Linked DNA regions of Mus musculus: all the other regions are linked to region 1. Evidence: chromatin loops called from intact Hi-C (ENCODE). Cell type or tissue: left cerebral cortex. All regions are shown on one strand.

What was found. Hi-C counts contacts between places; a loop is a spot of excess contacts. Peaks named below come from ENCODE experiments on the same cell type or tissue, not always from the same donor. Only the 100,000 strongest peaks of a DNase experiment are listed, where the experiment ranks them.
Region 2: a loop joins it to region 1, with 4 times the contacts of the local background. A loop is called at or near these places in 3 of 42 quality-filtered maps.
Region 3: a loop joins it to region 1, with 25 times the contacts of the local background. A loop is called at or near these places in 2 of 42 quality-filtered maps.

Annotation. Positions count from the first base shown.
Region 1 is chr2:161,855,113-161,863,112 of GRCm38, forward strand. All of the region lies in intron 9 of Ptprt (protein tyrosine phosphatase, receptor type, T), which reads right to left. Among named protein-coding and RNA genes, the nearest start is that of Gm35374, 470 kb to the left of the region's middle. In left cerebral cortex, a CTCF peak has its summit at 6,527; DNase peaks (open chromatin) are centred at 3,465, 3,883, 4,227 and 4,570; H3K27ac peaks cover 1,276 bases.
Region 2 is chr2:161,797,045-161,805,044 of GRCm38, forward strand. All of the region lies in intron 11 of Ptprt (protein tyrosine phosphatase, receptor type, T), which reads right to left. Among named protein-coding and RNA genes, the nearest start is that of Gm35374, 410 kb to the left of the region's middle. In left cerebral cortex, a CTCF peak has its summit at 3,052; DNase peaks (open chromatin) are centred at 1,114, 3,118 and 3,799; H3K27ac peaks cover 2,374 bases.
Region 3 is chr2:162,076,319-162,084,318 of GRCm38, forward strand. All of the region lies in intron 7 of Ptprt (protein tyrosine phosphatase, receptor type, T), which reads right to left. Among named protein-coding and RNA genes, the nearest start is that of Ptprtos, 310 kb to the right of the region's middle. In left cerebral cortex, no CTCF peak of the experiment used is centred here; DNase peaks (open chromatin) are centred at 2,442, 2,742, 4,710, 4,956 and 3 more places; H3K27ac peaks cover 2,451 bases.

The DNA of each region.
Region 1 (8,000 bases):
AAGTGCTCTTATTACAAGCATAAGTCACCATGCAACAATTCATGCTAATGTTTTAAAAATGAGGTTGACAAAGTAGCTCGGTTGGTAAAGATACCTGCCACCAAGTCCAGGAACTTTCTAATGTCCTTTGGCCTCTACTCATGCAACCACCATGTCTTGAGTACCCCATATACATAGATACATTATTATGGACCTAGATTTCCTTGTGCTCTCTTAAGCAGGCTGCCCTCCTCATGAGACAGGTACCACAACCTCCCTCACACCACATTGGAATAGGACAGCATCCCCTCATCTTCTAAGAGCCTCTCATTACCAGGCAGGGAACTGCTTCCAAAGGGTAAAACAAATCCCATCCCATATACTCCTGGCCTCCATGGGCTAATATGCACATATCTGCACACTGACACATATACATAAATTACATAAATCCTTTCAAAAATGCAATATAATATGGCCTGGTTTTTGTAAGGCAAACACGTATAAAAACAGTATTTATTAGACACTTAGTCTCTATAACTTATATTGTTGAACACTTCTTAAATCACCAAAATCACAATGTAAGGAAATAGATACTCGCTCCCCACATAAGAGAAATAAGGCTTGAAAAATGTAGGTAATATACTTAGTGCCCAGTAGCTAGAAAAGAATTGAGAGTGACCCACTTTTATCTAATGTTCTGTGATATCCTTCCATAGTGTGTGTGTGTGTGTGTGTGTGTTACATAACAAATTGTTTAAAAATTGAATAAACATACACAAGGGCCATTTCTTAATAAAACACTAGATAAACAAATAGCCAACAGACATGTAAGACTCTCATTAAACTCATGGATAAAATGAAGTAAAATTAAGATGTTTTGTTTACTTTATACTAAAACAAAACCCTTAAGCAGCTATACCCATAATGTATTACAAAAGATTATCATTTATCTGTACAAAGATTTATGGCATTACAGTGTTAAGTATAACAGTCAAAATGACCCAGTCACAGGCACTGGTTAAGTAAATTATATATACTACAATGATGGAGTATTATGTAGTCATTAAAATGATGTGAAAGATTATTTATGAGACATGAAAGTGATGAGTATATTATTACAAGAAAAATACAGGTTTTCAGATAGCATGTACAGCAGAATTCCAATAGCATGTCAACAAGAACAAAGCCTCTTTGCATATGTCTTGATTTGAATATTAAAATTCTGGAAGAAAGTCAACTTTAATAATAATAATTATGCCTGCACAGAAAGATCATGGGTGATAATTTTCCATTTATGTATTTTAATATGAGACCAAATCAGATTATCAATCAGTACTCTAATACTTAGTGGCTTAAAATGATAGTAATTTATCATCCTGGAAATCAGCTGCATAGGCTATTGCGCTGGAATTGCTTGGGATCATTCAGATACCTGTCACCTGAAGGCTCGCCTGAGGCTGGAGGTTCTGAGACAGCCTCACTCCTACTTGGAATGTTCCTTAGGAAGCTTTGACAAACCCAATGTTTTAGAAGAAAAGACTCAGGTTCTCTAAAAAATGACCCCAGGGATCAACAAGGTAAAAAGAGGCATTTTAAGACCTAGCTTCTAGACCTTCATAGCATCATTTCTGTCCTGTTCTGTGGGTCAAAGAATCCCTATGTCAGCAAAGACTTAAAGGAATGGAGAAAGATACATTCTCATTCTCTCTCTCTCTCTCTCTCTCTCTCTCTCTCTCTCTCTCTCTCTTTCTCTCTCTCTCTCTCTCTCTTGCTTGCAAGAGTGATAGTGGGGCATGAGAACCTTTATTATAACGCTCTGCAAAATCTAGCAGAGTACTTGATAACTACTGCAGTCAATTATTAACTATGTTTATCTCATTGAAAACTGCCTTCTCAGGATCCTGTTTTGAACCTAAATTAGGTTCCTCTTTAAGATTTGTCTGAGTTTTCTGGGGTCTGATGATATGGCTTCACTAGGACGTAGTCATGCACAGTGGTTCATTACTCTATCATTGTAGTTTATTATAAAAATCAAGATGGTCAGAGCAGTGATATAGTACGGACTTTCCTAGTATCTGGGGAGGCATCCCACCAATAGGATGGAGTGTCTTATATGTAGATTGCCTTTGAGACACATGCCTCTGTCCAAATGTAATAAGAACAAGAAACAGGGCTATTTTAGTTATTTTTTAAACGAATCCCATGATGTTGATAATGGAGCTTGTAACCATGGCAGCGTTGATCTCTGTGTTTGGGTTGTCAGCCTTCTCCCTTAGTAGAGATGGAAGAGCCTGTTCCTGTGAGCATCAGCAAATCAAGTCTACTCCTCAACATCTTCCAAGTATACCATGATCAGAACTGTATCAGTTGGAATTATGGTACCCTATAAGGTAACTTCCTATAGAACTGTGACTTTGAACTTGACAGTTTTGTAGGAAGGCATCCCCAGTGCTGAGGAAGTGGGGAGGGGTCAACGGGAGAGCTATTGAAGAGGTTTAGGTAATAATACACAAAGAATGCTGGAATCACCAGGGTGGGGTCTTTTTAAGTCCACATATTTCTGGAGCCCACAAAAGATCCTTATTTTGATGTGCATATGACTAGAATGATGGATCCTAATAAACTCTTCCAGGATAAGCCAGGCATTCAAACAACTTTGGGAAAATTACAGTCTAAACACAGGATATCCTGAGGCTCAAACCAGTTTTGGAGAATATTGGAAAGAGGCTGATTTTCCTCTCATGACCAGATTGTTCCAAAATATTGCTGTGAGCTGGGCAGCATGGGATATATTTACTGACTCATTTTGCACAAGTATTGCAACAATATGAGTTAAATGCAATTCTCTAGGTTCTAGTCACCATTAACATCACTTTTCACCTAGGAAAATATATTGTGTCTTTCCAAATCTGACTTATAAGATGACTCTGGCAATATCACCTTTGGTAAAGTGAGGATAGCCTATAACTGGGTTGCCTTAGCAACAAATAGGATTGAACATTAACAATTGAATCCAGATGGTCATTACAGACAGTCAAGAAAACAGTCCCTGCTCACTTTGGAATGTGTCCACCATCCAGTTGCATATCAACCTACAATGGGGTCTGAAAGTATGTCATGTCTCTATCTTTAGTCAGAGTCATATCTACAGCATATCTTGGGTTGGACTCTATGCTCTCTTTATTAATGAGACTACAGGGCAGAGTACAACAGATCGCTGGCATCTTAGCAAAATGCTGGACTTTGATTTGCATATATCACTCCAACCATATGGGACTCATATATGGCTTCCCTCTCCCTAGTAAGAATGGATCTAGACGGAAACACATGACTGATTGGTTGATTCATTTATTCAAGTTTTTTTTTTAATCAGAGTCCCCTTTTCCTGGTCCTGTGCAAGATTCTAAGGCTACAATTGTGACTGCTACAATTTCTGCCTTCAAGGTGTTCTGCCAGAAGAGCAGATGGTATTTAAATCCCTGCTGTGTTTGAGAAGGATTTCAGAAAGATATTCACAAGATGAGAAGCCAGATAATGACAGGACTACCCCTTTCAGAGTGAGTTCAAAAATACAACATCAAGGGACCAAATATTATTGGATAAGGGATACTGGAAAAGGCAGAAAGAATGTAGAAGAGGGTATCTCTATAAAGAAATGGTGATTGCAAGGGCCAAAACTAGATTTTTACGGTGTATTAAGGGTACGACAAGGATGCTGACATGATCAAGGATGGGAACAGAAGAAGGTGCCTGGAAAGTCACACTAGTCAAGCCCAAGAGAGAAGAAAACCATGAAGGGATTTTGAGCAGGTAGAGTTGGTAGCACTATGCTGGGCTATTTCTGTAGTTGAGGCAAGGCTTAACAGATGAAGCTATAAGGGGTATTTGGTAAGGAGGTGGATGTGGGATGTGAGGGAGATGGCGAAGCTTAAGATACCTCACCACCACCACTTTCTGGCTCAGAAGCATAGTATCTACTTTTTATCAGGACAGGAATCTAAGAGCAGAAGTTTAGAAAAGCAGATTGGCTGACTCACATTTCAGCTTAGAATAACTCAAATATAAATGTTAAAATACTAAGTAAATTAACCTTTATTTAAAAACATTATCAGGCTTGGCATTTTAATGTATCATAGGTTTAATTTCCCAGGAACTTAATGATTTCTTCCTCTATCTCCCCATCCTGAATACCATCACTTCCGAACGCTCCCTGATAGTTCAGCAGAACCAAGCCAACACTTGGTGTAAACCCTGGCAGGGTGGTAAGAAGCCTGGGAAGGGGGAAAAGTGGTAAGAGTGTAATATTTATACAGCGAGAAGTTGTTTTTGAAATGTTTCTCCCAATCCGTTTTACTATAGTAGAGATCACGTAAAGAGAATCTATTATTTCTACACTCTGTTTTGTAGGTAAGAGAACCATCTGCATACACGCACACACATAGATAATACAAAGGCAGCAATGAGAGTCAGCTGGATCAAATACCACACAGGAACATAGACAAGTCTCACCAAACCCTAACCCTTTAAACAATAGCAGTGAGTACTACTATTGTAGTGCTCACACGCTATAACGCTCATGCCCAGCACTGTCTTAAAGGAGAGTGGCTGAGGGGGCCAGGCAGCACGCTGTCAGTGTCAAAGCTGGTGAACACACGTTTTGTCTTGGGATAGCCATATCCTTTGTGATGTCTGGTGATCTCACTCCAAACAGGCTAAGAACAATTACAAGAGGATGGGATGCAGAATGTTACAGTAGTCCAGGTAAAGTAGACATAGCATAGGAGCCAGAGAAAAGAGGACTGGACTAGGGACTGAATGAAACAGGGTAACAGAGAAGGCAGAGGGAGCATGAAGGGGACAGAAAGAAAGGTGAGGTCGACGTCTCAGTTTCTCAGGTTAGTGCTGCTTTTCCCACAGCCTCCCTGATTTGAGACTTGGGATTCATCCCATGCTTTCCAGCAAATCTTTCTCTCTTGATTAAGCCAGGTGGATGGGTTTCTATTATTTGGAACCATCCATGCCTGGGACAAAACAGATGAGGGTCTGTTTTCAGCTAATTGGGCCCAAGAGGCTGGAGACAAGCAGGCAACCAACATATTTGTGAGAAATGCAGAGATTTACATGCTCATTTTCAGAAAGATGTCCCGTTTGCCTCTGGAAGATAAAGCATTACAAACAGTAAAAGGGAAACTGTGTGAAAGAGCCAAAGACTCCAGTATTAACCCAGTTCAGAGCAGGATCTAGTCTGACCCAATGACCTATATCCAATTATATACAGCATCCATGAAATGGTGGGGTTCAGGCACACAAGAAAAAAGGGGACTCACAAATCTTGTTTCTAACAATGCAAACGTGTGAATGAACTGTGCTGTGGGTTAGAGGCCATTTAATCTCAGAAACCTCTGTGATTTCTCGCCATCTGTTACAAATGGTGCCTCTGCTTTGGCTCTGGAGGGCTGTGGTGTACATGGGCATGTATGTACGTGTTTCTCTATTACTCCCAAGTGTGGGGGTATTTGAAATATGGCTTCATCATGTGAATCCAAAAAATATGAAAATACTTGGATATGACAGTGATGCAATTTTAACATGTTTGTCTCATTATTAAGTATATGATGCAGAATTTAGGAAGCATATCTAAGAAGAGGAAAAAAGTCCTAGTTTGATTGCTCTGGAGTAGCAACTCCATATATCCTCCTGTGGTAGCCCCTTGCCTCATTTACTCTCCCCTTCCCGGTCTTTCATAGTTTCAGTCACACGTGACACAAAATTTTGTTATATGTGACTTATATTACATGATACTTATTTTGTTGCATAAATCTGCAGTCTTGACATGTGAATCACATTATAAATTATTTCAATTATTTTTTTGATATTTTATCACGAACAAGTATTAATTACCTACCTGTTTTTCTATTTTTACAATTCTAAGTTGTTCTAAAGTGGTTGGTTGTGTAAGCAAGTGAGTTTTAAAAGTTGGACTTTAAATTTTTTATGGTGCCACAGATACACATTTTTCTCAAGAGCTTCATAGAAGGTGGAACGTGGGTTCTAGGTTTCATGGGTTGTAATTGAAGTTTTTTGGTGATATATTGATTAAGACATTTGGTGTTAAATTTTAGTTTTAGAGAAGTCCATTGCTTTTTATTGAGCCCCAACCCCATCAGTATGCAAATATACCAGGTACTTTGTGATTACAGTGATCAATAGTTATCAGGTCTACAGAGTCCTTTAAAGAATTGCTTATGTCTGAGAACCAGGTTTTTATCTTGCCTCAGATTTAGCCCATCTAAATGCCCTATTGGTACAGGCAACCTGTTTTCATCATTTGACATAGGGAGTCATTCTATTGCCTCTGGTGCCTATAGCCATACTAGACTGTGCATGTCCTTTTGGATAGGAGCCCACCTCTTCATCATTCCAAGCCATCTGGGATTTTATCTCAGTATCAAAACCCACTTTGGAGCCCCATCCTGATCTGGGTTCATGTGGGCTATATCCTCTTTATTCAAACTTAGAGCTATTCGCTACCTAACTCTACCAACAGAGGGTGACTAGTATTCACTGAACACAGTTGTTCTGGGCATATTTTTAGACAAAGTTCTTCCCTCAGCCATGGCCATATGCATGATTCATGGCTACTGGAACACAGGTGGAAAGGGTCATCTGACTTCTATCCTGGCTCAAAAGACACATATGAAATCCATCACTCTTTCTCACTTAGAGATATCCCATCAGATCCTGCCAAGCACTGAAATTCCCTGAGAAATCAAGAAGATGCCAGAAAGAACTCAGGTCCTTGCACTGAATGAAGAACTAACCTTCACACACCTGTCAACACTCAATCAACTATTCTTAGAAAACAGGAACTGTTTTTTGTTGTTACTGTTGTTGTGATTTCCATTTGGGGCCCATGTTAAGTGAGCTAGGTTGATAGTTTCATAGAAAACAATTCAATCATAGTGAACTTACTTACAAGTATTTGGCCTGTTAGAGAGTGGCCATGTCCATCAAATTCAAGAGTTATGACTTTGGATAACACTTTGGGGGGACCTCAGGGTTCAACTTCTTAGAACAGCAAGTCTCTTCTCCATGGCTTGAAGAATGTCTCTGGACTTAACAGTTCTTTATGTGAAAGATCTAAAGTAACAAGAAACTTTCAGCCATGGGGGATGAAGAACACATTTGTAATACATAACTAGGATAATATATGTAAGAGCACAAGAGCCAAAAATTATTGCAAATAGGAAGAAAATTTGGTAAATTCAGCTGAGCGTGAGATTTTAATCTTTTTAGCAGTTAAAAAGCATTATCATATTTACACTTTGTAGATGGAATAAAAATGAATATGCATATAAAGGTTGTTGTTTTCAACATGAAATGCTCCCATAAGTTGATGTGTTTGAGTACTTGATCCCCAGCTGATGGCATTGTTTAGGGAGGTTGCAGAGCCTTTGGGAGATGGGACCTTGCTAGAGGAAGTGAGTCACAGAGGGTAGTTCTTGAAGCTTTATAGCCTGTTTCTACTTTCTGTCCATCCTCTGCTTCCAGAGTGTGTGAGCAAATGTGAACAGCCAAAAATGGGTGAAGGCTCTAGTTAGGCACCATCAGGAATTTTCCATGTCCAATAAGATATGGGAGTGTTATCTTCAGCGATTGGGGCCTTACCATCAGCTTGTAGAGAACAATCAACAGCCTTGGCAAGTTCTTCAGGGCAGCCTGAGTTGTTCAGGGGTTTCCAAGAGTCCCTTTTTGCCAACAACTCAAGTAAATTTAACCCATTTCTGGCACTGGATGTTTCATTTGGTGATGGGAGATGTCTAGTTGGGGCCTTATCTCTCTTATTATTTGGTGACTCCATTTTGATTTCTTTCATATAAGTATAGTATATAGTTTAGGAAGCTTCTATAGTAATAGGTTTCTGTGTGACCCATCAAATGCCCCTTAGTATTAGTAGTGACTCCCTGCTTCCCCTACTTTCCCCTCCTCTTCCAGAATACATCATATGGAGAAACAACTGC
Region 2 (8,000 bases), 58 kb before region 1:
ATGATAGAAATAATGTTCAATATAATATCCAGCACTACCTATAGATCCTGTAAATGTGGCTGATGAAACTAATGGACTAATGTTTTCGTTCATATATTTAACTTAAATATCCACCTACTGTGGCTACTGCATTGTACAATTCAGGTCTAAATCCATGATCTCAAACCCTTCTTCTTCTCTTATTTGGGCTGTTACTTCCTAGTCTCAAAATGGGTACTTTTTTTTATAGGTTTGCAAGCTTTAAAAAAAAATGTAGTCCCAAGTTGACACCCTCGTGGAAACACAGTAGCCAAACAGCAATCCCTAAGCAGCTGTAGCCAGGTTAGAAAAGGAAAGGGGGCCATGCAGTGGTGGTGCACGCCTTTAACCCCAGCACTTGGGAGGCAGAGGCAGGCAGATTTATGAGTTCGAGTCCAGCCTGGTCTACAGAGTGAGTTCCAGGACAGCCAAAGCTATACAGAGAAACCCTGTCTCAAAAAAAGAAAAAAAAAGAGAAAGAAAAGGAAAGGGGGAAGGGGAAGGGGAAGGGGAAGGGGAAGGGGGAAGGGGGAAGGGGAAGGGGAAGGGGGAAGGGGGAAGGGGAAGGGGAAGGGGGAAGGGGGAAGGGGAAGGGGAAGGGGGAAGGGGAAGGGGAAGGGGAAAGGGGAAGGGGAAGGGGGAAGGGGAAAGGGGAAAGGGGAAGGGGAAGGGGGAAGGGGAAAGGGGAAGGGGAAGGGGAGCATCCAGTTCTTCTTCGGAGCCACACAGACTGTAAGCTTTCGCTATTCTTTCCCTACCAAAAATCCAGAGTCTCCAAGATGATCTCTCTGACCAGCTCCAGGCAGCTGGAACTGATGGGGGGGGGGAAGCGAGAGAGAGAGAGAGAGAGAGAGAGAGAGAGAGAGAGAGAGAGAGAGAGAGAGAGAGAGAGAGAGAGAGAGCAAACATGTGCGTGTGTGTTTTTCAGAAGAACAAGCCTCCTTGGATACTATGGTTGCACAAATACATGTGCTAGCTCAGAAAAAAACACCAATAGATGAGGATATGGAAATATACTAGGTGAGGCAGACTTCAATGTCTGACTTTGGGCAGCTGCAGAGAGATACTGTGAGTCACCAGTTATCAGTTGCTCAAAATCTGAGAGACAGCAGGGGTGCAAACTGTCCTAGGGCCGAGAGCAGTAAGAGACATAGAAGCCAGTAGAAAATAAAAGTTGGGGAGAGATGGGAACGTGGAGAAGGGATCTTGGAGTCCTTGCTACTCTGACAGCGGCTTCATGAGTTTTATGAAACATCATGAAACTACATCTACTTATACAGCCCTCCCACCTTTCCACAGTCTATTGTTCCTCAGTATATCTGACTGTAAGAGCTTCACCTTGAATCCATTACCACACACCTCGCATCTTTCACGTCTCACATCTTTGTGCAGTTATCCCACGGGAAGTTTTGTTCTTATGACCTACCTTCCATCATCTTATCCCTGAACCATCATTCCCTGCTGCTTTTATTTTTTATTTTTTTCTTTTATCATGTCTCTGCCTTATATAAAGATTCTCTGACAACGGTGAGATCTGCCAGGCTTCAGCATCTCTTCTACATGCATATCTGCCTTTCTATTTTTAAGAAATCCTTACTTATTTTGTGGTGTGTATGCACATGTGTTCTGTGTGTGGTTGTACAGTTTCATGTGGGTGCTTGTGGGGGGCCAGAAGAGGGTGTGGAATCTGCAGGAGCTGAAGGTACACGCAGTTGTGAGCTGCCAAATGTGGGTGCTGTGAACAGAACCCTGGTTCTCTGCAAGAGTTGCACCAGCAGCTCACGTTCTGCCCTTACCTTCAGATTAGTTTTAAGCAAACCTCGCCCAGATGTTTCCCGTTATGGCACTTCAGTTAACTTTCCTATTGTTCCTGATCAACTTATGTAGCTCTTAAATTTTCTTTTCATGTGTAAAGCATTATATGTATGTGTATGGCTGTGTGTGGGTGTGTGCACTTGAGTGCAGGTGCCCATAGATGATATATGTGTACATCTGTGTGTGTGTGTGTGTGCATGTGAGTGCAGGTGCCCATGGATGGTGTATGTGTATATCTGTGTGTGTGTGTGTACATGTGAGTGCAGGTGCCCATGGATGGGGTATGTGTACATCTGTGTGTGTGTGTGTACATGTGAGTGCAGGTGCCCATGGATGGTGTATGTGTACATCTGTGTGTGTGTGTGTGTGTGTACATGTGAGTGCAGGTGCCCATGGATGGTGTATGTGTATATCTGTGTGTGTGTGTGTACATGTGAGTGCAGGTGCCCATGGATGGGGTATGTGTACATCTGTGTGTGTGTGTGTGTGTACATGTGAGTGCAGGTGCCCATGGATGGGGTATGTGTATATCTGTGTGTGTGTGTGTACATGTGAGTGCAGGTGCCCATGGATGGGGTATGTGTACATCTGTGTGTGTGTGTGTACATGTGAGTGCAGGTGCCCATGGATGGGGTATGTGTACATCTGTGTGTGGGCGTGTACATGTGAGTGCAGGTGCCCATGGATGGGGTATGTGTACATCTGTGTGTGGGCGTGTACATGTGAGTGCAGATGCCTGTGGATGACAGAGGTGGCTGATCCCTCTGGATTTGGAGTTACACTCAGTTGTGTCCTGTCTGCTATGGATGCTGGTAATCTGAATGTAGTTCTTTGCATGAACAGTTGGTACTTTACCACGGAGCCATCCCTCCAGTTCTCTTTCTTATTTTCTATTAGAGGTTAAAGTAAAAATGTTGGCCATTTTTTTTCTTGTAATCAGTTTCCTTAACTTTCCTGTTTCATAAGGTTATACTATAATCATACTAACACGGGTTTCTTTCTACTTCTTCACAAGCCTAGCCTTCTCCCTTCTTTGAGCCGTCCCTTGGTACAGCATCACAGAACTCTCTCCTGCTACTCACCTCTGCACTGTCCTTGAATGTGGTCCTCCTCTTTGCTTGATTTGCAGACACCACAGTGATGCTGAAGTTTCCAAGTGCAAACCTCTGCTCAGACGCCTCTCCGGCACCACAGACGTTTAGAGCTTAAATAGCCCCTGTGGTAGGAGGTGAACATGGCAACCACTCTCTTCTCTCCATCCTGGCAGCAACAGCCCCAGTCTCCATCTCTCCAGATGGCAGACAGTTCAAAATAGAACACGCTCACTCTTCGTGTTCCATCGACTGCTCCATTTAAAATACTCTCCTCCAAACACCTGTTTTTTCCCCCTCCTTGATTTGAGACTGAGTAATACAATCCAAAATCCCAACACCAGAGCCAGTTCTTGGTAAGCTGGATTGCTGGGCAGCAGAGTGAGGGTAGAGGCTGGCAGGGCTGGTTTATAATGGGAACTCAGCAGTGTAGCTAGGCTGAGACCAAGTGAATGCACCCCATCTATATTATTCAAGTGTTGCCTTTTTTCCCCTGGTGTTTTCCTGTAAAATTGTTCTTTCCTTAAAGAGATAAACTTTAGTACATATATCCAAGTTATGTACGCTGCTATAGATGGGCGATAGATAGTAAGATAAGGAGAGATGCACAGAAATTACCATAGCAAAGCGAAATCAACATATCCATAGTTTCACATACTTTGCCTTTCTGCTTTTTTGCTTTTGTAATAAGACTGAATTATCTGTCTGCCTGTTGTTCTTTGGTTCGACACAGGACTGACCCATCTCCTTTGGTGGTTCCACATATCTCTAATTAAAATGGTATATTCCTTTAGTGCCATAGTTAGACTGTGGGAAGAAAATACAACAGCATGCATCCTCTTATTTCTTATTTCCACTGCTGCTTCTTTTATCTGGCTTCTCATGTTCCCTAATCCAGTGTGATACATTCCCAGCATGCTTTTGGGCACAGATACAAGCAGTGTTAGTTACTTACAGAGTTAAATCTTCTTACAGGTTATATGAAATACCTCTCATCTCTACCAAATGCTCCCTGCAAATCAGGGCACACAGAACTCCTCATATTTAGTCCCTAGCAAAGGTGGCCAGGAGAACCGGGGGGACCTGAACAAAACAAACACGGCTTAGAGAATGATTGTAATTGCTGTCTCTCATCTACCTCCATGTGAACTGGGACTTACAAACTCCTCAGGCTGCCCCATGCTAATAAATCCTCCAAATTTTCATTTCTTCTTCCTAATTGGACACAATCATATGCTGGTGTCTGAGAATCAGATGGTAATGATTCCAATTTTGCTCGCTGTAGCTCCACGGACCAGCAAAACCCTTCTGTGATTGTTCCGTGTGCTCTCACTCCGGGCTTTGCTGTTATTAAAGGAATCCTGGAGGAAATTTGGCAATAGTTTTCTGTTTTTTTTCCCCCAGTAAAGTTTCTTCATTCTTTAAAAGTTGGTTGGGTCTCCAATTTTCACTGCAACTAATCACCCTGCGTTTCAGAATGTGTGGCCCTAACTAGACGTGCCTGTCAACTGCGTGAGACCCAGAGATTCTCATCAGGGAGTAAATAGAACTTGCTGTGACCTTTGGAAGCCATTGGCAAGATGCACTGACTTCTAGTGTCAGTCTTGTATACCGTTGGATGATCCTACAGGACGGAGCTGCTCCACCCCTACAGACGCCATAAGAACAGGTTACAAGTTCTAACTTTTCTCGTAGATGGCCCATGAGAAGTACCCAGAATGCCACTGTAACACCTACCAGATTCTTGAGCCTACTGGGTTGCCAGAGTACCTACATTGTTATCAACCTCACCTGAGGGTCAGAACACATGCAGTTTAGGGACATCAGCTTGAAGCAGGTGCAGAAGATAAACTTGCCTGTGACCACCTATAGGTGGGAGTAGGGTGGGGCATTTCCTCCTTCAACAGTCATACACATATACATACATACATATGTGTATGTATGTATATGTGTATGCGATACGTGTGATATCATATACACATATGTTTCTACTTACTATCAGACAAATCAAGGATCACAGAATTAGGTACCTGGCCCAAAGCTACCCAGTGAAACTGCTGGATAAAGCTGAGTCCTTTTTTTTTTTTCCTTTTGGTTTTTCAAGTCAGGGTTTCTCTGTGTAGCCCTGGCTGTCCTGGAGCTCACTTTGTAGACCAGGCTGGCCTCACACTCAGAAATCTGCCTGCCTCTGCCTCCCTGGGATTAAAGGCGTGTGTGCCACTACGCCCAGCAGTAAAGCTGAGTCTTATTGTACAAGCCTTCCCTGTCCTATTGTGTCCAACTGGGAGGCAGATGTGATGGGGAGAACATATTGGTCTCAGGTTGTGTTCTGACCTAGCTCCTGTCCCCAAAGAGCTACAGTCACTGACACAGACTCCACACCCTGATAGGAAGTGGGTGAAGGCAGAGGGCAGGCAGCACTGGAGAGATGGTGCATTCTGTACTGAGGATGGGGGCAAGACAGTCTGGGATGTGGCAGCTGACCTTGGATGTTGGGAAGGTAATGGCATACCTGCATAGTGACATTAACAGAAGCCAGTCACACAGAGGACAAAATGTGGGCATCTACTAAATATCCCTCCTACATCTCACGACAAAGTCCAAACCCAGGGCAGAGGGAGACCTTGCTGTAGTCCCTGTCTGTCCTCCTCTTTCTGCCTCACCTCTTGCCCTGCTCACTGACTACTTAGGGCTCTTAGAACATCCCATGTGCCTTCTCTGTATGGACTCTTGCCTGCATTGCTCTCTCTCCCAATCCTCTCTCTCCCATTAAATACCTTTCATTCTATACACCTCAATTAGGCAGGATTCCCTCCAGGAAGCCCTCCAGCCTCCATGCCCAGGAGGCTTGTGTTGGATACCTCTCATGAGAATCCTTAGCTACACACCCACCCTCATAGCCTCTTTTTGTCTTTTCCATCCTTGTTTGCTCTTATCTAACTGCAGTATCCCCCAAAGAAGCCTAATGGATGGCCAATAAATGCCTTTAGAATGCTTGCTATCATTAGCCACTAAGGGGAATGTAAATGCAAATGATAGGGAGGTATCATCTCACTCTATTTAGAATGGCTGTTATCAAATTCGAATGAAAAATAATGTGGCATGGATATGAAGTAAAAGAAACTCATAAGAAAACGCAGACAGCTCCACTGTATGACCGTGCTCTCCCACCCCAGCACACATTGCCAATAGAAATGATACAGAATCAGCCTGGATGCCCACCAGCCGATGAGTGGATAAAGAAAATGCAGTATATCTACCCAATGGAGAGATACTCAGCCATAAAGAAAGATGAAATCCTGTCATTTGAAGGAGAATGAATGGGACTGGAGAAATGTGTGCCAAACAAAGGAAGCCAGACACAAAAAGGCATAGACCAGATATTCTCTCTTATAGAGACCCCAAGCCATGCAGAATGCTGGTAGCTAGAGGTTGCATGCCTAGGGTAGACAGAGAGAGGTTGGCTTTGATCAATGTGTGCTGTGCCAGTGTTGAAATATCACACTGATCAAAAGTGAGCACCATAAAACAAGCTGGTTCCTCTGTTATGGCAGGGATGCATCAAGTGCTTGACAGTCACGTGTGGTCGGCGGCGATCCGACCAGACAGCTCACAAAGAAGGGCATCTTTAATGTCAGAGGAAGATCTATCTGATAACTATTCTGTTTAGGAACAGAAGGAAGCTAACAAAATGCATGGCCTTAGCATCTGGAATCCACAAGGAAGGCATGACAAAATAGCTGTCTCTTGTGAGACTATGCCGGGGCCCAGCAAACACAGAAGTGGATGCTCACAGTCAGCTAATGGATGGATCATAGGGCTCCCAATGGAGGAGCTAGAGAAAGTAGCCAAGGAGCTAAAGGGATCTGCAACCCTAGAGGTGGAACAACATTATGAGCTAACCAGTACCCCGGAGCTCTTGACTCTAGCTGCATATATATCAAAAGATGGCCTAGTCGGCCATCACTGGAAAGAGAGGCCCATTGGACTTGCAAACTTTATATGCCCCAGTACAGGGGAACACCAGGGCCAAAAAGGGGGAGTGGGTGGGCAGGGGAGTGGGGGTGGGTGGATATGGGGGACTTTTGGTATAGCATTGGAAATGTAAATGAGTTAAATACCTAATAAAAAATGGAAAAAAAAAAAGAAAGTTTAGAATTTTTCCTCAATAGCATTTTGTTAGACTTTCAACACAGAGTCTGTTTCTGTCTTAAATATTGCATCAGAAATAACTGGCCAGGTTTCTATTAGAGCTCCACATTCTAAAAGATACCCTCTCAAAAGATTCCCATGCCCTTTCTCCTAAATGAAATGTACTTTCGCCTCCTTATTCTGCTTTGGAGTGAATCTCACATCCCACCCCCCACCCCCATTGGAAATGCTGCATTGTCGACTTTAACAATCTCTCATTGATTATATTGTCATTCTTTCAGTGAAAATTCACTAATGTATTTGAAACAATTCTGCCAAGATGATTGTGCTTCCTCACCCCCACCCTTCTGCATTCAACCCTTTCATGTGGTCCCAGTTCAGTGGGCTGCTGTGTGCCCCTGAAGAATTGGTGGTTTGGGGCCAATGAAGAATCACAACTTGTCTCATTCCCTGTGAACCGTTACTTTTTCCTCTGTAATGACTTCATACTTGTTTTTGAAAAACCGACCCTTTTGTCATTTGTCATGGTCCCCCTTCCAACAAATCTTAATCTGGAAATAGAAGAAATGAATCCTGTCCAGCATAAGCCTGGTGCCTATATGTCTACACATAGCAGGTGCTTCCGCTTTGAGTCTGGTCCTGCTCTGGGGACTTATCTTTTCTAACCAACCATTTAAAAAAATATCTGAACTAGGTCTCAGAGATGTTCAGCCACTCAGCTCCCTTATAAAGAAATCAAAGGTCTGCTTCCAGGTCTGTGAAAGCCTGTCTCCAAACAAAGGCTCTATACCAGTTGTCCTGAACCTGGTGGACAACTATTTCAGGGTTTTCTCTCGCCCAAACTCCACCTAAATATATATATATATATATATATATATATATATATATATATATATATATATATAGATATAGATATAGATATAG
Region 3 (8,000 bases), 220 kb after region 1:
GAGAGGCCTATTTCATTTGAACATCAACGCCATTGTTCTCTTGGGTCATGCAGTCTCACAGGGAGCTGTGTATACTTATTTGTTTTAACAGGGCTGGCACAATAGGCCCATCCCTACAAAGCAGGATCCACAACAAAGCCAGTCTGAGGCCAAGAGAACCAGAACTAAAAACAAAGTCTGCTACTTGCAGATTTAAGCAAACACTCATGAATTCAAACAGCATCTGTTGGCATGTGTTACATGTCAGGCCCTTGGGGGAATGACAACTGTCAGTAGTTTAATGCCTTTTGTTTGATGAAATACATTCACTCTCTCCTCTCATTGAACTGTACATGCAACAGATAGGCAATGAGCAGATGAAATTGAAAACGCAATCCTACTTTTGTAAGTAACAAAAATAAGACACAAAACAGGTAAGCAAGTAGCTCGGGACGGAGAAATCTGAGCTGGAATCCTGCTCCTTTGCCTTTCTCCCTTCTCCCCAGGCATTATGGAAGTATCTGTCATACACACATGGTTGCTTAACAATTGCAACTGTAGTCATTTCTGCCTTAACAGTGCCTATCACAGAGAAGCACTGTGATCAGCTGCCACAGATATCCATCAGACAAAGCTATCCATTTGGAGTAAAAAGTAATCCCTGAACATACCTACATTCACAAAAGAATTATCTACAATAACTAAACTGGAAGCAACCTTGGGTGTCATCAGAGAGATGAATGGAAAGCAAGATGTAACCCATATATTCAATGAGCTTAAAAGGGATGGGAATTCTAAAATACACAGTAACACAGGTTAACCTTGAAGGCATTATGCTAAGTTAAACAAGCTAGTTTCAGAAAGGAAGGACTCCACAGTTCCACTGACATGAGGTACCTAGAATAGTGAAAAACCATAGTTAGGAGAAACGGTGGTTGGCAGAGATTTGAAGTTAAGTGAAGAGAGTTGTGGAATGGTTGTTGCCAATGACTATACCTCATTATGAATGTTCTCTATGCCATTAAGCTATACATAGAGAAATAGTCAAGAAGGTCATAATTGTGTTTGCATATTTTATTACAATGACCATAACCATGGGTGCTAGGTACAAAGAGGATATAAGGAGCTTCTTATGTAAAGATTTGATGTTAGAAGAGGAGCTATGGTTGAGCCACCAGTCATGAGAAAAAGCTTAAGTACTTCTCTCTTGCCTTGACAAAACACCTAACAAGAGCCATTTTAAGGGATGACTTTGATTTTCGGATTGAGAATGCAGTCAATCATGGCAGGGAAGGCATGGTGGTCCTAGGGACACTGGTTGTAGCAGGAGAAGTATGAGGAAGCTGGTCACATTCTATCTGCAGTCAGGAAGTAGAACAGGATGACTGGTGGAGTTAATTTTGGCTTTCTTTCCCCCTTTCTATTCACTTGAGAACCCCACCCACTTGGCGATGGCAACCACACTCAGTGAGGGTCTTCCTGCCTCCAGTAAGTATCTCTAGCAACACATTCACAAAAGCATTCAGAGGTGGGTCTCCAGTCAAGTTAACAATAAGGATTGACCATCACAAGCTGACACAAATGCATTTCAAACATTGGGAGTAGAGAGTGTGGAATCCAAGATTCAGAACCTGTGGGCCAAGCTCTACAGATCAACACATTGAAATCTTTATCACCCATCAATGATAATTCCCATTCTTAGTAAAATAAAATATTTTCCACATACACAAAAATAAAGTTAAATGTATGTATGTATAGATGGATGAATAGGTGGATGGGTGGGTGGATGGGTGAATGGATGGATGGATGGATGGATGGATGGATGGATGGATGGATGGATTGATGGAAGGATGGACAGACAGATGAATGGAACATGAAAGCCAGCATATGAGAGTAAAGAGCATCAGGAGTTAATTGGTGCTGGGGAACAGATAGATTCCGTAGAGCTTAGACGTTAGGGAAAGAAAATCTGAATGGCCTAGAGTCAGAGAAGTTTATAGATGTTAATCTTCCAGGAAATTTTGAGGGTTCTTACTCTGTTCTCTGAACTTCACCCTCCATACAATGCAGCACCCTCCTGCACCCTCAGCCACAGTATTCCTATGCATGTGTCACGGCTCACAAAATCCCCCCCATGTGTTTCCAAATCTTCACAAAGAATCCACATGTTGTCTAGTTTCTTGCTCTCCTAGTTTTACAGATGAGGAAAATGAAGACTCTAAACTCAAATTCATCTTCCCAAGGAGTAACCACAGGCTTTGCTCACATCCAGATCCAAGTTCCTTGTCCCATTTTCTGTATCCGCACAACACGCCTCATATGACCCCGTAGTGGCCACAGCTGGGCATCTCACGCATCAGGAGCAGTTTCAGCCACTGCTTCAGTGCCCTTGTCTGATGAACACAGTGCGATGCCACCCTAATAAAGGCACTGTTGTTAGGAAGAATTAATTCATTAGTGGATGTGAGGCCTCTGGAAAGCCAGAGTGTGATATAAATACCATGTTGTCAGCTTTGCTTCTCTGCTGCAGAATGAGAAACACCACAGAACCCTATTGTCCTTGGATAATAGCTCTGGTTTGATGCAGGGTGGGAGGAAGGAGACTTACTGAGGATAAGCAAGACTGAACTGCTCATATGGCTCAGGGTGAACAAGGCAGAAGAACACTGGGTAAGTCTTTCCAGAGGAGCTGTGTACCTCTATTCCTGAACTTTCTATGGACTCCTACCACTCACACCCATAAATGTGCAAGTGTATATCCACTCCATCTGCCCATCCCCCACATGCCAGCTGTCCATTCACTCAGCCCAATTCTTATCCTATCACAGTGGGCACTGGGAAGAAAGAGAAGCCAAACCCACTCTGCCAGAGAATGCCTGTTTGAAACACATTTCTCTCCTGGAGAGAATTTGCTATGATGAATTTATACCCTGGAGACTACCTCTATGATGACCAAGGACCCAAATAGCAAACATCAGAGGCCAATCTAGGTAATTCCACATCTCTTGTGCTACAGAGAAGTACATTTGACTGTTATAATGAAATACCATACCCTGGGTGCTTTAAATAGTACATGTTTATTTTCTAATCATTTTAGAGGCTGGAAGTTTAAGAGCAAGGCATCAGCAGGATAAAGCTGATTGGTCTTCCTGACTTGCAGACAACTACTTTCTTGCTATGCGCTCTCATGGCATGCCCTTGGTATGTGTAGAGAGAGAGAGACGGGTGGGGCACTTGGCTCTGACATATTTTCATGTTTAGAAAGATGCTAATCCCATCCTAGAGGTCCCACTTTCATGATCTCTTTTAAATCTATTTCTCCCTAAAGGTCCAACCACATGGAAATTGGCGGTGGGTGGATACACAAATTTAATGCCTAACAATTCTAAAAGCAACAGATAAGAGATCACTAGTTCAGGGTACCAGGAAGGTCTGGCATGGATGTTTTCTTCCACTCTATAGTGCCTGGGATGTCAACTGGGAAGACTGGGATGTTCAGGGTGACAAGGATTTCTATTCGAGGGTGGGGGAAACTGGGACTAGAAGAATGAATTTCTAATATGTCTTTTTCCCTCATGTGTCTTGTGCTTGGGTTAGCATGGCTGAAGGTCAGCTGGGCTGGGACTGTCACTTAGAGCACAGACATGTGTCTTGTCATGTGATGTGTACTTTTCACTGCCTAGAGGGTAATTCTGAAAAAGAGCACCATGGGAACAGAGAGTGTTAGGAGAAAACCTTTTGAAAACATTGTTCTGACTTTTCTCCATAGGGAGGAAGAGTCACAGCCTGCCCAACTCCATGGAGGGGGGCAAAGGCTCTTCCACAGTGGGATAAGTTGTAGGGGGTTGGGGGGTTGTCAATGTTTTCAACTTTCTATTGGGAAAGATTTCAGGGTTTCCTATGGGGCTGGGGCTACAGTTTGGATCTTGAGTGTTCGTCAAATATGCATGTGTTAAAGGCCTAATCTTCAGGGTGGGACTTCTGGAAGTTGTCGGGATCCTTACAAGGTGGAGACCAGGGGAGGTCTTTAGATCATTAAGACATGCTCATTAAGGGGACTGTGGAACACATCACTTTCAATATTTTTAAAGCATAGATCTGGCATCCACAGGAAATCTAAGACTTTATCTTTATGTGTGAGACCAAGAGAAGTGTCTTGATATACTCAATTTCACATGGCTGCTAAATGCCTCAACCAGTACTCAAAAACAAGTCGGCTGACTCCAAACTCTACGCTCACCCCTTGCTATTTCCTTGCTGGCTGCAGTAGTAGCTGTGGCTTCCAGTTTTCTTCTACCAAGGTAACAAATCCATCTCCCAGGTAACCAACCATGAAGCTCAATCCTTTAGCCTTGTTATTCCAGGGAGGAGGAGGAAGTCACAAAGGTGACTGGGGGCATTCAATGCTCTGGAAGGCTATGGGCTGGGAGACAAAGGTGAATTGGTCAGCCAGCCCCTAATCCCCCAAACCTTCAGGATGGATCTGTGATGGGCAACTGGATAAACACATTTGGAACAGGACATGGGTGCAGTCAAGTGTGTGCACATTTTAAAATATACATTTCACATCCATATGCAGATGCCACTGACATGTGACAAAAACTCAGTGGCCTCCAGGAGCTGCTCTCCAAAGAGGCACTTATTCCATTTGACTCCAGGCATCTAAGCCTCAGCAGATGCCAGAATTCAGACAGGCAGTGGGAAGCAGGCTTCAATTACTACAAGAAAATCTGCGTTAGACAGCACAAAGACTTCTTTTCTACCACCATTTTTTCCCTTCCAGCAAATTCTTCTGCAATATGGTATACAGACTCAACATAGACACTCAAATATATAAGAATGATCTCTCAAGACATGGGGAAAGATTTGAATTGATGGAAACTGGGCTGTTAGCTCACACCCTGGAGTTTTTGGAGCATAATTATCTGACTAAGAATGTCATCATAGTAAGCTCCTTGGGTTTAAATGAAGGCTGGGTGTCTGCTTTTGGAAAGCAGACAACATTTTAAGGAGCAGACTCTAAAGACTTGAACTTGGAAAGCTGGGAGCTGAGGGCTTGTCAACCTTTTCCATAGGCATCTGTGAGATGGGAAAAAACTCAAGTCTATATAAATATGTTCCCCCGCTGTGTGCCAGATACTCTCTGTCTCCTTTCCTTGGGTTGGGAAGAATAGTGGCTTAACAGAAACATAATACACATGTCATATAATTCAACCTTTGGAATTATATAAATGCATTTTAGTATATTCATAGAGTTGTGGGATCATCACTGCAATGAGATTTATAGCCTTTTCACAATTCCCATAAGTAAACTCTATTGGTTCTTGCTATAATGCACACCAACATCCCAGGCATGAAGAGGTCTGCACATGTCTGCCAAAGGCTGTCCACACCTTCAATACCCCATTGCTAAAGGGATGTGAAGATGCACTGTTAAGGCCTTCTTACCTTCTCCTACAAACCTTCAGGAAAGTTTGCTACCTCTAGCCTTCTCTGCATGTTTCTCTTTGTGTTGTATATAAGGGCCAGGGCTTCCATCTACAGTGGAAGCCATTGTATAGTCTATGCAAGCTCTTTTGCGCCCCAAGACTGAACCAAACTGCCCCCACTTGGAGCTTGGCATCCCTCTGCTAAGGGTGGTAGAAGCTGTGGCTGGGAGAGAAAAACAGAAACAGAGCTGTTGTTCCGGCACCTACCTTCCCATTGTATTTATTGCTAGACAGAGCTCTACCAGACTCTAAGCAGCTAATTCTCCACGTCCTCTACATTCTAGAGGACACAAGACTCTTGCTTGATGGACCAGTAGCTTCACAGACCCCCTTCCCTTTCAGATTCAGGAAATTTCTCCCCATAATTCATAGTTTAAGAAATCACAATGAGAAAAACCCCTAAATGGCCTGGGATATCCAGAGACATAGTCCTTGATCTTGATCATGGGTTGGTTTTCAAAGCCTCCTGGGGCCAGTGACCTCCCTCTTCCCACTTGCCTCCCTGTAGTCCTCCTCAGCCCCACCCCCCAGGAAGATAAATGGTGCCAGGAGCCATCAGGTATGTTGTATTTATATGATGCACATCGTTCCTTATTCTCCCTCTATTGTTCTTTGATGTATGACAAAACTCCCAATTTGTCAAACGCTTAACAGCAGTCAGGATAATCTATTCTCCACACATTCACAGAGCTTTTCATTTTGCACAACTGTCACTGAGAACAGCTTATGAATTTTCAGTCTTGAGAGGATGGAGAAGGGGGCGGGGGGAGCAGAAGCACCCAAGTGCACCCCCTTCTGCTGTGAGTCACACAGCCCCAGCTCCTCAGGGAGGAACCAGCACAATGTCTGAGTACCACCCCCTCAGATTGCACCTCTTGCTAATTGCACTGAGCACTTAGGTCCATTTTCCATGCTGCCATTACCAAAGGCTGTTCTGCTTGTATGAACTGCCTGCTAAAGTTGACCAACTAAAGATCAGGCAATGACCGCCTCCAAGGACCTTACATTTAGTGCACAAAAGAGGCCTCCCTTTAGGGATAGTGGAGCAACTGACAGCCCTCTACACCTAGGTGCCAATGCCATTCCCTGGCTGTCCTTCCCTACATCAGAAAGTAAACCTAGAAGCCTCAGGCTTTTTTCATTTCTTTTCTTTTCTTTAAAATTACATATTGAAAAATGTACATTGAATCCTTTTTAATAGCAAAAACCTAAAATTCAATCTAAATTTCCAGAGGAAGGAGATCAATTAAATAAATCATGATAACCACATGGCAGAAAGAGTATCTCCATAGCTAGCATAGGATTGTGGTTAGGATGCGTTAACTAAAGCAAGTTTGAAAACTGTATTTACAGTATGATTCCAAATTAGTAAATGTATGCATATATATGTATGAGCAGACAAGAAGGCACCAGATGGATACACACCCTAAATGTTAAAACTCAAGAGATTATCTGCTTTTAAAAAGATATTTGCTTAAATGTATTTTCCAAATTTTCTTCAATGAAGACAGTTACTCTTTATATTAGGATTATTTTAAAGAAATCGATTTCCTACCAATGCTATCTATTCACACACTGCTTTGGAAACTTTAAAGGCACAGAAAGATCTATACAGTAAACAGAATTTACAGCCCAGTGGCTGTCAGACAGAGTACTTTTTCATTCACACTGGGCGACACTACACTGAACAGCAGCTGTCCATATGATTTTAATCACAGTAACTTTTGAAACCACAACCCGCTTTTCCTCTTATTTTATTCCATTAAAAAGCTGCCTCTCGAAGCTAATGAGCAAATTCTCCAAGTGCTGGAACGTAGGAAATGCTGAATCATGGGGGTGAATAGCCCATTAAATCCATCCTAGTTATACAGGCCTTTGAAGAGACACAGGTCTCAGATCATTTGAAAGTCCCTCTGAGGATATCTAAGGTCTGTGGTTATCATATGTAAATGAAAGCCAGGGCCTACAATGAACCAACAATTTGCAAATACCTTGGCTCTGATCTAAGCTGCAGTTATAATCTGGGGTGTAACATCCTGATCATTGTAGCAAGGACCCGGAGGCTAGGATTAACCTTTGCTGCAGAAATCATGGGTGGGTAGGGTAGAGACTTTCTCCAAGAAGCTGTGATCCTGTGGTCTAATTACACTTAGCACTGTGGGAGCTGAAGAACATTCCCATACCGCATGCATCCCATCTTCTCCCTTCCCTGTAGTCTTTTGTCTCTCTTTCTTTACCTGCCTTGTATTCTTGGGGCTCTCTCCTCAAGAATACTGTATCCTCAAAATGTTTTTGTCAGTCCGTCCTTTGGGAAGGAAAAGAGGAAAAACCAAATCAAATGTCCCAACCCCTCTCTATCAGAATCCCAGAGCTTCCTTAATCAAGTTCCATAAACTGGGAGGCTTAACCCCCTGAAACTGTAATAGGCTCACAGTTTGTGAGGCCAGAGGACTGATGTCAAGGTATCAGCAGGTTTGACTCCCCTTCCCTCTTTCTTTGCCTCCTCTGATGGCTTGGACACCACTCTCCTTC